Linked DNA regions of Mus musculus: region 1 is linked to region 2. The links are chromatin loops, found by intact Hi-C in ENCODE. Cell type or tissue: left cerebral cortex. All regions are shown on one strand.

Region 1 (5,000 bases), 160 kb before region 2:
CATACATACATGTACACAGATGGGCACTTGCATACACAAACATGACATACATATACATACACATACATGTATACATACATATGAGCACTTGTACATACAAACATGCATACACAGACATATACATATACATTTACATACACACATGTATGCATGCACACAGATGGGCACTTACATGCACTAACATGCATGCATATGCAATAAATAAAAATCAGAATGACTTCTATGTTGGGCTACGCCTGAGCAGGGAGTGGCCTCTGGGTCCTTGGATGACCTACAGTGCTCTCCAGTCCAGGAACCTCAGCAGCAAGAGCAACAATAGCCACAGAAATGCAGCCAGCACCTCATAGGGGCCAAGTGGTGACGGAGCGGATGTGGCGGCAGTGTGACAAGATGGGCACTTCCCCTAATAGAGAGGAGGCCACAACTGCTGTGATGGGGCAGTGTGACCAGCTGTGGGGAAGGCTTGAGTCAGGCTGAGCAATATGAAATAGCTCAGGATGGACTGATTTGACTCCACCAGTATTTATTTCTGACCATATTGAGCAGCCAAAAGGAAGGGTTATTTTTTGCTATTGAAAGTTGTATTGTGGGGCCATCGAGTCGCCCTTGTCAATGGAAGTCGTCCTGTCTCTATTTCCTCTAGGCTTGATGCTGCCCTGCCTTTCTTCTACTGTGTTTGCCCCACTCCACCCTATGGAATCTCTCTTCCCCCTCCTGGGTGCTGTTCTCTGCTCAGGCCATTCTTCTGGGTGGGCACTGCCTCCAAGGGGCTCTGATCTCCAGCCCCCAGCCAGAGTGGCTGGCTGGTGACCTTCTGTCCAAGGACAAGGACAGCAATGGCATCACCTTCACTACAATGTGGCCACAGCGTGCAAGGTCTGGATACCCAGGAAGGCTTTTGGACTGGGGCCCCCAAGTGGGGAGCAGCTAAGGATGATGACACCCTCCCAGCCTGCTCCAGAGCATTTGGGGGAGGATCTGAGCCAAGAGCCAAGACAAAGAGCAGCCCCAGTCCTCATATCATTTGATATTGTTGGAAGCAAATGGAGGATGCCGGCCATCAGCAGGTAGTGCTGCCGTGCCTGATGTCCACCAGGTAGCACCAGAACCTTGGGTCCTGGGCAGACTTTGGGCTAATGGACACCCGGTTTGTTCTTGTTCCATGTTGGGCCACCTTGCCTCCTGTATGTACTGTCCCTAGGATAAAGCCCCCTGCCTACAATATACAGACAGATACATTATAGGGCCCTCTGCTGAATTAGTTGGCTCTGATGGCCAGCAGAGTTGCTAGGCACACAGGCCCTCTATGTCCCCAGACTTACTGGTCAAATGGAATCCTAAAGAGTATGAATGCCACCTGGCCCTTATGTTTAGGGGCAAGAAGCTGGTTGGTACCTTGAGCCATGTGTGGGGACATTAACTAGATACAGAGGGAAGAGGGAGTTTCCTTGACTCCTTGCAGTACCCTGGGTCACCAGGCCCCCAGAGCTTCCCTTTCCTTTATCCAGGTGGCAGCATAGTCCCTCCCCACATGGGGACCTCAGGGGACTTTGAATAAAGTTTGGCCTAGTGGATCACTGTCTGGGCTCACCATTCAGCAAAGACACCAAGCCTTACACAATAAACAGACATTGTCTCAGGTTTCTTCAAAGATAACTTGAATTTTGTTGCTTAACATCCTGGGGATTGAAACCCAAAACTGTGGTGATAGCAACAGAACGTCGACTGGAGGTTCTGTGAACCTCGACTGGAGGTACTGAGCCTAAAGAGAGAGGACATGATTCATGATTGCAAAGCAGCGACTGAGCACACTTGCTGGGGTGTGCTGCAGGATTAAGTAACAGGTTAGGGCCAAGTCAGGAATTGTGCCCGTGGTGACTGGCAGGCAGCTGCACAGTCTGAAGCCACAAGTGGACAGCACAGGCTATGCCTAGTCCTTCCCACCTCAGAGGTAAGTGCTCTGCAGAAAGAAAGATGGCCAGAAGACATAAAGAGCACAGATAGTTGTCACAATCACATCTCCAATAGCCCAGTCTGGAGATCCCAGAACAGCCCCTTACATGTGGGACCTGCCCCACCTCAATTAGGCGATGCACCTGAGTGGCTGCTGGTGGCCTTCGTTGCTATCCCTTCCTATTTCTTGGCTGTGGCTGTCGAAGTTGGGGGTTAGAAGATGTCTGGAGGGATGGTGGGGCAGCAGAGATCAGGAAAGGCAGATTTGGAGCCTGGGCTGGGGCCAGAGAAGCAGGCTCCTCCCACCAACCAGGCTCCCCCCACCAACCAGCCTCCTCCCACAAACCCAGTGCCAATACAGTCCAGCAAGAAAAGCCACCAACACAGCCTTTATAAGGGAACTGAGGATACTAAATCCACTTCCATAAACAGTCACAAGTGTGGGCTAATGAAGGGTGCCTTTGCACCAGGATTCTGTCCTCTGTCAGGCTAGGAGGTTGAGCCAGGCCAGCCGCTTGGCTCTGTCCTCTCAAGTCTTCTTTGCTCACTTGCGACTGATGTACCATTCAGGATGACAGGTGCTTGCACTGTAAGGCCAGTTTCAGAGATTCGTCAGAAGCACAGACACCAACGCTCGCACACGCGCAGCAGCTTGCTTGAGCTCCCACGTTTTCAGTTCACCGAGGTCTCCTAGCTTCCTGTTGTCCTAGCACTGCCGTCGGTCCTTTCTCTTGTTTTGTTTCAGCTGCTTGCTTGTGTCTTAAGTGAAGCAACCAAATGGGGGCACCTTGGCAAGTGGGGGGAAGGGCTGTTCTGAGGCAAGCAAGAAGGATGCAGTAAATAATGTCAGCCAGTCTGGGCAGGGCCAGATAGAGGGCCAAAGGAGGTCATTTTAGTGAGAAAATGATTTCTACAAAATCGGAGAAGCCAGAAACTGATACCAAGTGCTCAGGTATAGATAAGATGCCATCGTGTATATAACCTGTTCTTCTGGCTTAACTCCCTAGCGATGGGGCAGCAATGAGTTGAAATCAAGAACCCTGTGGCTGTTGGCTTAGAGTCCTTTGGGTATATGCCGGGCTGAGCCACATGGTGGCTCTAGTTTTAATTTTTTGAGGAAGCTCTGTTCTGATTTTTCACAGTGGGTGCAATAGTTTACACCCACCACCAACAGTGCATAAAAGTCCCCCCATCCTACCCAACATTTGTTGTCTTTTTGGTGACAGCCATTCTGACTAGGGGGAGCTGGTACTCAGTGTACCTTTAATTTCCATCCCCTCCCCTCCCCTTCCCCCTCCCCCACGGGCTTTCACAAGAGCGTCTTCCCTTAATGTGTGCCCCAGGGACTGCAGATAAATCATATGGATTTCTTAGGTTACTAAAGAATGATCCCACCTCCTCACCCCGCCCCGCCCCCCGTGCTTTGGGATACTTGTCCACAAGAAACGTACTAATTTTCTGTTTATATTTCACACCAAATCTCATTCAGTAAATTGCAGAGGGCTGGGGAGATAGTTTAGTTGATGAAGTATTTGCCTCGCAAGCATGAAAGATTTCAGTTCCAACTTCAGCATCCACATAAAAATGTCGGGTGTGGTGGTGTAGGCTTGTAAGCCCAACCCTAAGAAGGTGGAGCTAAAGGATCCTTGGGCTCACTGGCTGGCCAGCTTGGCTTACTTGAAAAGCTCTAGGCCAGCGAGAGACCACCATCTTAAAAAAAATAGGGAGTGAGTAGGTGGGTGGGGGAACACCTTCATAGAAGCAGGGTAAGAGGAGATGGGATGGGGGGCTGCAGAGGTAACATTTGAAATGTAAATAAATAAAAAAAATATTTCCTAATTGAAATTATCCCTACATCTTTAAAAAAATAAAGATAGCCAACACCTGAGGAATGGCATGTATGCAAAGTAGTTCTCTGGCCTCCATATGCATTTCCATGCGCATGCGCCTGAACTCTCGTAAACATGCGCACATGAGCACGCATGGATAACACATGCTCTTGAAGAGCAGCGTGTGCTTTTACTGCAGCGCTGGCTCAGGGGCAGCCATGGGAGTGTCTTCTCAGCTAGCATGACCACTCCAGATACAACTTCACACCTTCATAATAATTTGGATCATTTCTCTTCTGCAAAGGGCTAGTACAAGAGTGGGCTCGGGTCTAGCAACCCAAACCCCTTCACAGGGGAGCTGTAACTTCATCCTACCAGAGTCAGCTGAGAGGATTCCTCAGTGTCTGCAGTGGATGAAGAATTGGGGTTTCCAGTTAATCTTAAACGATGTGATGGCATGCAGGTGGCCAGACATTCATTGGAAAGTGAGGTACCTGGGACCTAGAAAGTTAGGTTGGTAAAGAACAATAGACTTTTCGGGTATTTTATCAATCCGTGACTCAAGAAGTGTAGCCTGTGAAGAAAATTAGGAGAAGTCCATGTTCAAAAGCCAATGTGGTGAGGCCCAATAATGTTCAGCAGCCCTTGGCTAGCAGGGAATGGAAGCTGCCTAAGGCCCGTCCCTTGGGAGTTGGTAAACAATGACTTTATTTCTTTTAATCAGCTGTAAGATTTGGGGACTTTTGAGAAAAATAAGCATTTCTTATAATCATTAATTAAAAAAAAAGATTTATTATTGTATCTAAGTACACTGTAGCTGTCTTCAGATGCACCAGAAGAGGGAGTCAGATCTCATTATGGGTGGTTTTGAGCCACCATGTGGTTGCTGGGATTTGAACTCAGGACCTTTGGAAGGGCAGTCGGTGCTCTTAACCACTGAGCCATCTCTTCAGCCCCATACTCATTAATTTTTAAGGGAATGTACCTGTAACAATGTCATTAAGGGCCAAGTGCTTGCTGCACAAGTGTGACGTGGGACTTGGTGACCAGGTGGTCTAACCAAAATGGTGAATTCCAGGTTGAGTGAGGGACTTTGTCTCTCCACAGAAAGTGGAGACTGTTTGAGGAAGACATCCTGATGTTAGCTTCTGGGCTTCACCGTGTGTACACTGGTGAATGTTTTGTGGGTAGGCTTGCATGTATACATATGCACACACG
Region 2 (5,000 bases):
TATTTAAGAGCATATGATACAAGTTAGGTAATAAGCAGGCAGTTACTACCCGCTGTATGGGTGAATTTTTAGGCATAAAACACTAAAAGCCAATCTGAAATTTACATGGGTGCAGCACTCCGTGGGAGCCAGGGGGAGGGCTCAGTGTTTAGCCTTTGTCTATATGTGGGTGCTCCACAAGGGTGCCAGTGCAGTCCGCATAACTCCGTGTCTGCTGGTGCTAACCTCTAACTGCTGTCTTTTAGTTTATTCTTTTAGTTTTCAACTCCAGCAAGTTGTGTTGACTGTTCACCTGAGGTGAGGAGAATCATTTTAACCAAGATCGTTGAGACAGCTCCTATACCCGATTACCTTTGGCAGGACCCCTATCAGGCAGCCACAGTTGCCCTCCGCTTGAGCTACAATCGGATGCCATCCCAACAGTAACTACCTGGTCAAGTTTAAGAATGCTACCACTCCTGCAGGCTCAGGAATGTGTTTATTCACAAGGAGTTTGAAGTGACAAGGTCCAGCAACCCAGTCTTCTCTGCTTCCTGGTGTGATCAGCAGAGAAATGCAAAGAGGCAAGGGAAACAAGCCATCCAAGACTGGAATCTTTAGATGTGTGTTCCAAATATAAGTAGCCAAGTGCCTAGAAGACTTAAATGAACAGCGGAGGATGCCAGTGTTAAGGGAGGTAGGGGGACAATCAAAATGTAATTGCTTTTTTGTTCCTCTTCCTAGTGTTCCCTTTCCTTCGTTACACTTTGTGACTTTGTTATTTGTCCAGGATACAGATTTGTTTCCAGCAAGCAATGGGAGAAAAATGATGTAAAATAGGAAGAAGGTCGACTCTGGAAAAGGGTTAACGAGAAAGAGAGAGAGAGAGAGATTTTGCAGTTCGATCTAACAAAGACTAACAGAGCAAATGTGTAAAGCTTTCCCGGCTCCTGCGGCTTCAAGGCAGCTTATATCCATCTAGAAGTAAGTTTTCGAGCGCCTGGAAATCGTTTCAATGCCTCAAAAACCTACAACTGATAAGCCTTAAGTGGCAAGGAGAAACTTTTGTAAAGAATGAACGATTAACTCTTGAAGGAGAAATCCCTTTGCCTAAACACGTTCCCGTCTCGCGAACAGGGAACTTGCTCTCAGCCAAGTGAGCAAGGGCAGTCTGCGGGGCTGTAGAAGATGCAAGTCCTAGGCTGCAGATGGAGCCTGGTGGTGCTACTCCTGTCTATATTTTCTTCTTCACTAGGGCCAGGGGTTGGGGGATGGAAAGGCACTCTTGGCCCCCAAGGTAAGAATCATTGATCTGGTTCTTTGTTCTGCAAGCGCAGGGATCTCATGGTGAGGTGGACTGGCTGGCTCCTGCTATTATGCTACACTCTGAGACTGTCCTTCTCAGAATTGCCAAAATGTCGGGAACTTTAAAGAGGACGCCTGAAGTATCAGGTCCTCAGAATGCCACCTGGTCAATCCGGTGCAACCGTGACTGTTCCTTTTCCACTCTTAGGGGTTTGGAATCAGGAGACAGGAGTCCGGGAAAAGAGTGTATTGCAGAAGAATGTGGAATTCACTGCAAATCAAAACATGAAAATCATCCGAATAAAAAAGAAAACTGCGACGAGGAGAAACTGTTCCTGCCATCCCTGCAGGTCTCATACTCAGAGTCCCAGCCCTGGATCAGCCAAGCCGCTGCACGGCAGCATAAGCTTAGGTGCTGAGCTGTTGGTCTTTAGGACGCTGACTGTTCTACCAAGAGGCAATCAGGACACTCAAAACGGGTGTGCAGAGGTGGTTGAGGGGAGTCGGCAAGGGCAGGATCGCCAACACCTGCACCTGCGCTCCTTGGCTAGTCAGCTTCCCCCAACTCTCAAAGTTCCTGTTCTCAGCGCCCATTGCGCCAGACTTTTTCTACAGCAGCGGTCTCCAGGCTGTTGAAGGAATAGGGGGCCCAAGTAAGCCACTGGTGACAGATGGTCTCTGGGTTTTAAAGCAATGAACTCTTTACATTTTGTGTGCGAACCCTAGTTTGCTCCTTCTATCTTCCAGACCCACCAGGACAAAGTGGGCTGACATACCTAAAGTTCGCTTTAAAGTGGGTATTGGCAAGGCAGTCCCGGAAAGAACCGCCTTTTGAGACATTCTAATGGGAACTCTGCCTTGATTTTAAACTTGCTAAATGTCCAAATTTGAATCCCCCCCTCCAGGAGCTCTGACCAAAAGCCTTCTCTGTTGATACTGCGGGGCTGGAGAGAGGATTCCCTGGTTCAGGTCACCCGCCCACAGGCGGATGTGGTTTGCACACAGCTGGAACAGAGGCTAGGCTGTGGGTTTAGCATCTGGAACGCCAGATCCAGATGTGCCACCTCCAGGGAGACTAGCGGGCCAGGGGCACACACCACACGCAGAGTGCCAGGGTGCTGGGACCTGAGTTCCAGTGGACGCGCAACGTGGGCGCGGGCGGTGGCGGTTCGGGGAGCGCCTGCTCCGCCAGTGGGCGTCTTCTGCCGCCGCCACCACCGCCGCCTCCACGGGCAGCAGCACTGCGGCGCTTTTCTCCGCTGCTCTGGAGCAGCCGCCGCGGCTCAGGCGCCGGCCGGAGCTTGCACACACCACGCCACGCCCGCAGGCAGCGTCCCGGCAGCCTCGCCAGGCCGGGAAGGACGCGGATCGTGCGTACCAGCCCGCACCCCGGCGCAGCGATCGGGACTCGTCCCCCCGCCCGCGGTCCTATTGAATCCCAAAGGGAACACGATGTGAACCCCCGGGCCGGAGAGGCACCCTAGACCCGAGAGGCGGACCGGACCAGAGCCTGGGCAGCGTCGCGGGGAGGGCCGGTGCTGCGGGGGCGGAGCCCGCAGAGTCCGGGCCGCCGCGCCCTCCCGCCTGCCCCCCTTGCAAGCTGGGGAGGAGGGCCATGGCTAGCCCGGAGGAGCGGCTCGCTCCCCACCCCCAGGCCCCACTGCGGGAGTCTGGGGACGAGCCCGGCCGTGTCCAAGTCCCTCTGGAACCCCGGTGCGGCGCGGCCAGCGGGCGGAGTACAGTGGGCCTGAGCCTGGCCCGGGAGCTGCTTGGCTGCAGCCGGGAGGAGCTAGCGGCGCCCCCGCCCCTGTCCCGGTCCCTGTCTCCCGCAGGCCACGCCAGCCCCACTGGGGGCCCCAGCGCCCTCTCCGCTCTCCGTGCCGGAGGCTGTGGTTGGGTGGCGGCCCGTGCTCCCTGGGCGCTTGCCTTCTCCTCCCCTGTCCCCTCCTCCTCCTTTTCATCTTCCTGGTACTTCTGGCCGCCGCCCCCCCTCCCCCCTCCCCCTCTTGTCCCCTCCTCATCTGCCTTCCACCTCCCCGCGCGTCTCCCGAGAAGGGAGGGCGCAGCGGCGGCTGGAGGAGGAGGAGGCGGCGGCGGCGATGCTGGCGGCGGCGGCGGAGGAGGAGGACAAGAGGCAGCTCCCTTGAGCGTCCCCCCAGGCAGTAGTCACCGCAGCAGCGGTGGCAGCAGCGGTGGCAGCGGCGGGCGGCGGCGGCTCTTCCTCTCGCCTGCGATTCAAGGCTTGCTGCTCCCTGCCCGCGCCGGGCCCCGGCCATCTCCGCCGCCGCGGCTTCCCCTACACCCGGGTGCACGCCGCGCGGACTCCTCGGATTTTCCGGGCGCCGGCGGGGGCTGCCCTGGCCTCGGCCCCGGCTCTGCCGCCGGTGGCCGAACTCTTTGGCGGCCCCGAGGCGCCGCCTTCCCCCTTGCCACCGTTTGGCCGCTGCCCTTCGGCTCCGACATGGAAGATGGACCCTCTAACAATGCGAGTTGCTTCCGAAGGCTGACCGAGTGTTTCCTCAGCCCCAGTAAGTGGCCCGGCCCCACGTTCCCCGTGGCCGGGGTGGTTTTCTGGCTTGGTGGGGACAAATCGGGGGTTCAGATCGTGGGGTGGGGAGGGAGCTGCTACGGTAGTGGGTAGTCTGCAAGGTGTGTGTGTGTACCAGACCAATATTGGCCAGTGGGTCTCAGGAAGCTGGTGGCACCTCAGGGACGTTCGGGACCGCCCATCAGCGTAGGGACACCCGGCTTTCCCCAGCCCGGCGTGCGCACAGAGGAAGCGTGACCCGGAGGGTGTTGGAGCCGGACGTTTAGAAACTAACCTGCTTCCTAGAGCTGTCCCTGGCCACATTGACCCGACTCATGATTTAGACCATCAAGTTTGTCACCGATTACTCTACATTTCTCTCTAGCCTGTGATCACTTGACTGGAGTATATATGCTTCCTTCCACTGGGGGGGTCCTGGGGATCTAAACCGCTGGATTCCTGACGCAGCCATGGGGATAGGCAAGGCTCAGGAAGCCCAGGATTCCAAATGTGAAGGAGGGCTGTGCCCGAGCCTGCAGTGACTGTGTTCTGGCGCGCGGACCAGTGGTATGGAGCTGGGTGCACCCACCCTCATGAAAAGGACGCAGCACTTTCCCCCCGCCCCCCAGCCCACCTCACGCAGATTCTGGGGAGCTGGTGCAAGGGTGGGTGAAGAAAGCCAAGGAACAATGGGGCGTTAGCATAGAAGAAAAAGGCACCTCTGGTTCCTTCGGACCCGCGGGACAACTGTAGCATGACCTTTCTGACCTGCCCCTCCCGGGTGCAGGTCTGCAAGCCTTCTGGGGCAGGGGCAACAGAGGGCGTGTCATAGGGGGAGGGGGACAAGATTGAGCAAAGAAGTCAAAAGCAGCTTCACTGGAAGGAAGGAAGGAAGGAGGCAGGCAGGCAGGCAGACGATGTTTAGGAAAGAAGCTCCAGACGCGCAGAGGAGGGAGTCGCTGCTGTTGTGGATGGAGGGTGAGCAGGGTGAGGACCAGAACACCGGGGCGGGAAAGGGACCAGGCGGGACCTGGTGGGAGAGTCTGTGCTCTGAGAGGGCACATCCGTGGGAAATTGTGAGACTCGGGCATCTGCTCCACCCTGAGCGTGGATTTGGTGCCACAGTCCACCGCGTGCGCACCGAGCCTTTGTCTGCTTTCTCGCTGGTAAGCCGCGCTTTTTGCCTAGC

Evidence for each region. Hi-C counts contacts between places; a loop is a spot of excess contacts. Peaks named below come from ENCODE experiments on the same cell type or tissue, not always from the same donor. Only the 100,000 strongest peaks of a DNase experiment are listed, where the experiment ranks them.
Region 1: it touches region 2 in a loop (2.2-fold over the local background); 6 of 42 quality-filtered maps call a loop at or near these places.

What each region holds. Positions count from the first base shown.
Region 1 is chr17:8,634,336-8,639,335 of GRCm38, forward strand. It overlaps a transcript of Pde10a not described here. Among named protein-coding and RNA genes, the nearest start is that of Gm46585, 99 kb to the right of the region's middle. In left cerebral cortex, a CTCF peak has its summit at 3,036; no DNase peak of the experiment used is centred here.
Region 2 is chr17:8,798,334-8,803,333 of GRCm38, forward strand. It overlaps Pde10a (phosphodiesterase 10A), which reads left to right and starts at 3,412. Exons shown (of 22, transcript NM_011866.2): 1 at 3,412-3,812. The coding sequence starts at 3,746. In left cerebral cortex, a CTCF peak has its summit at 2,464; DNase peaks (open chromatin) are centred at 1,209, 2,618, 3,144 and 4,150; H3K4me3 peaks cover 2,848 bases; H3K27ac peaks cover 1,488 bases.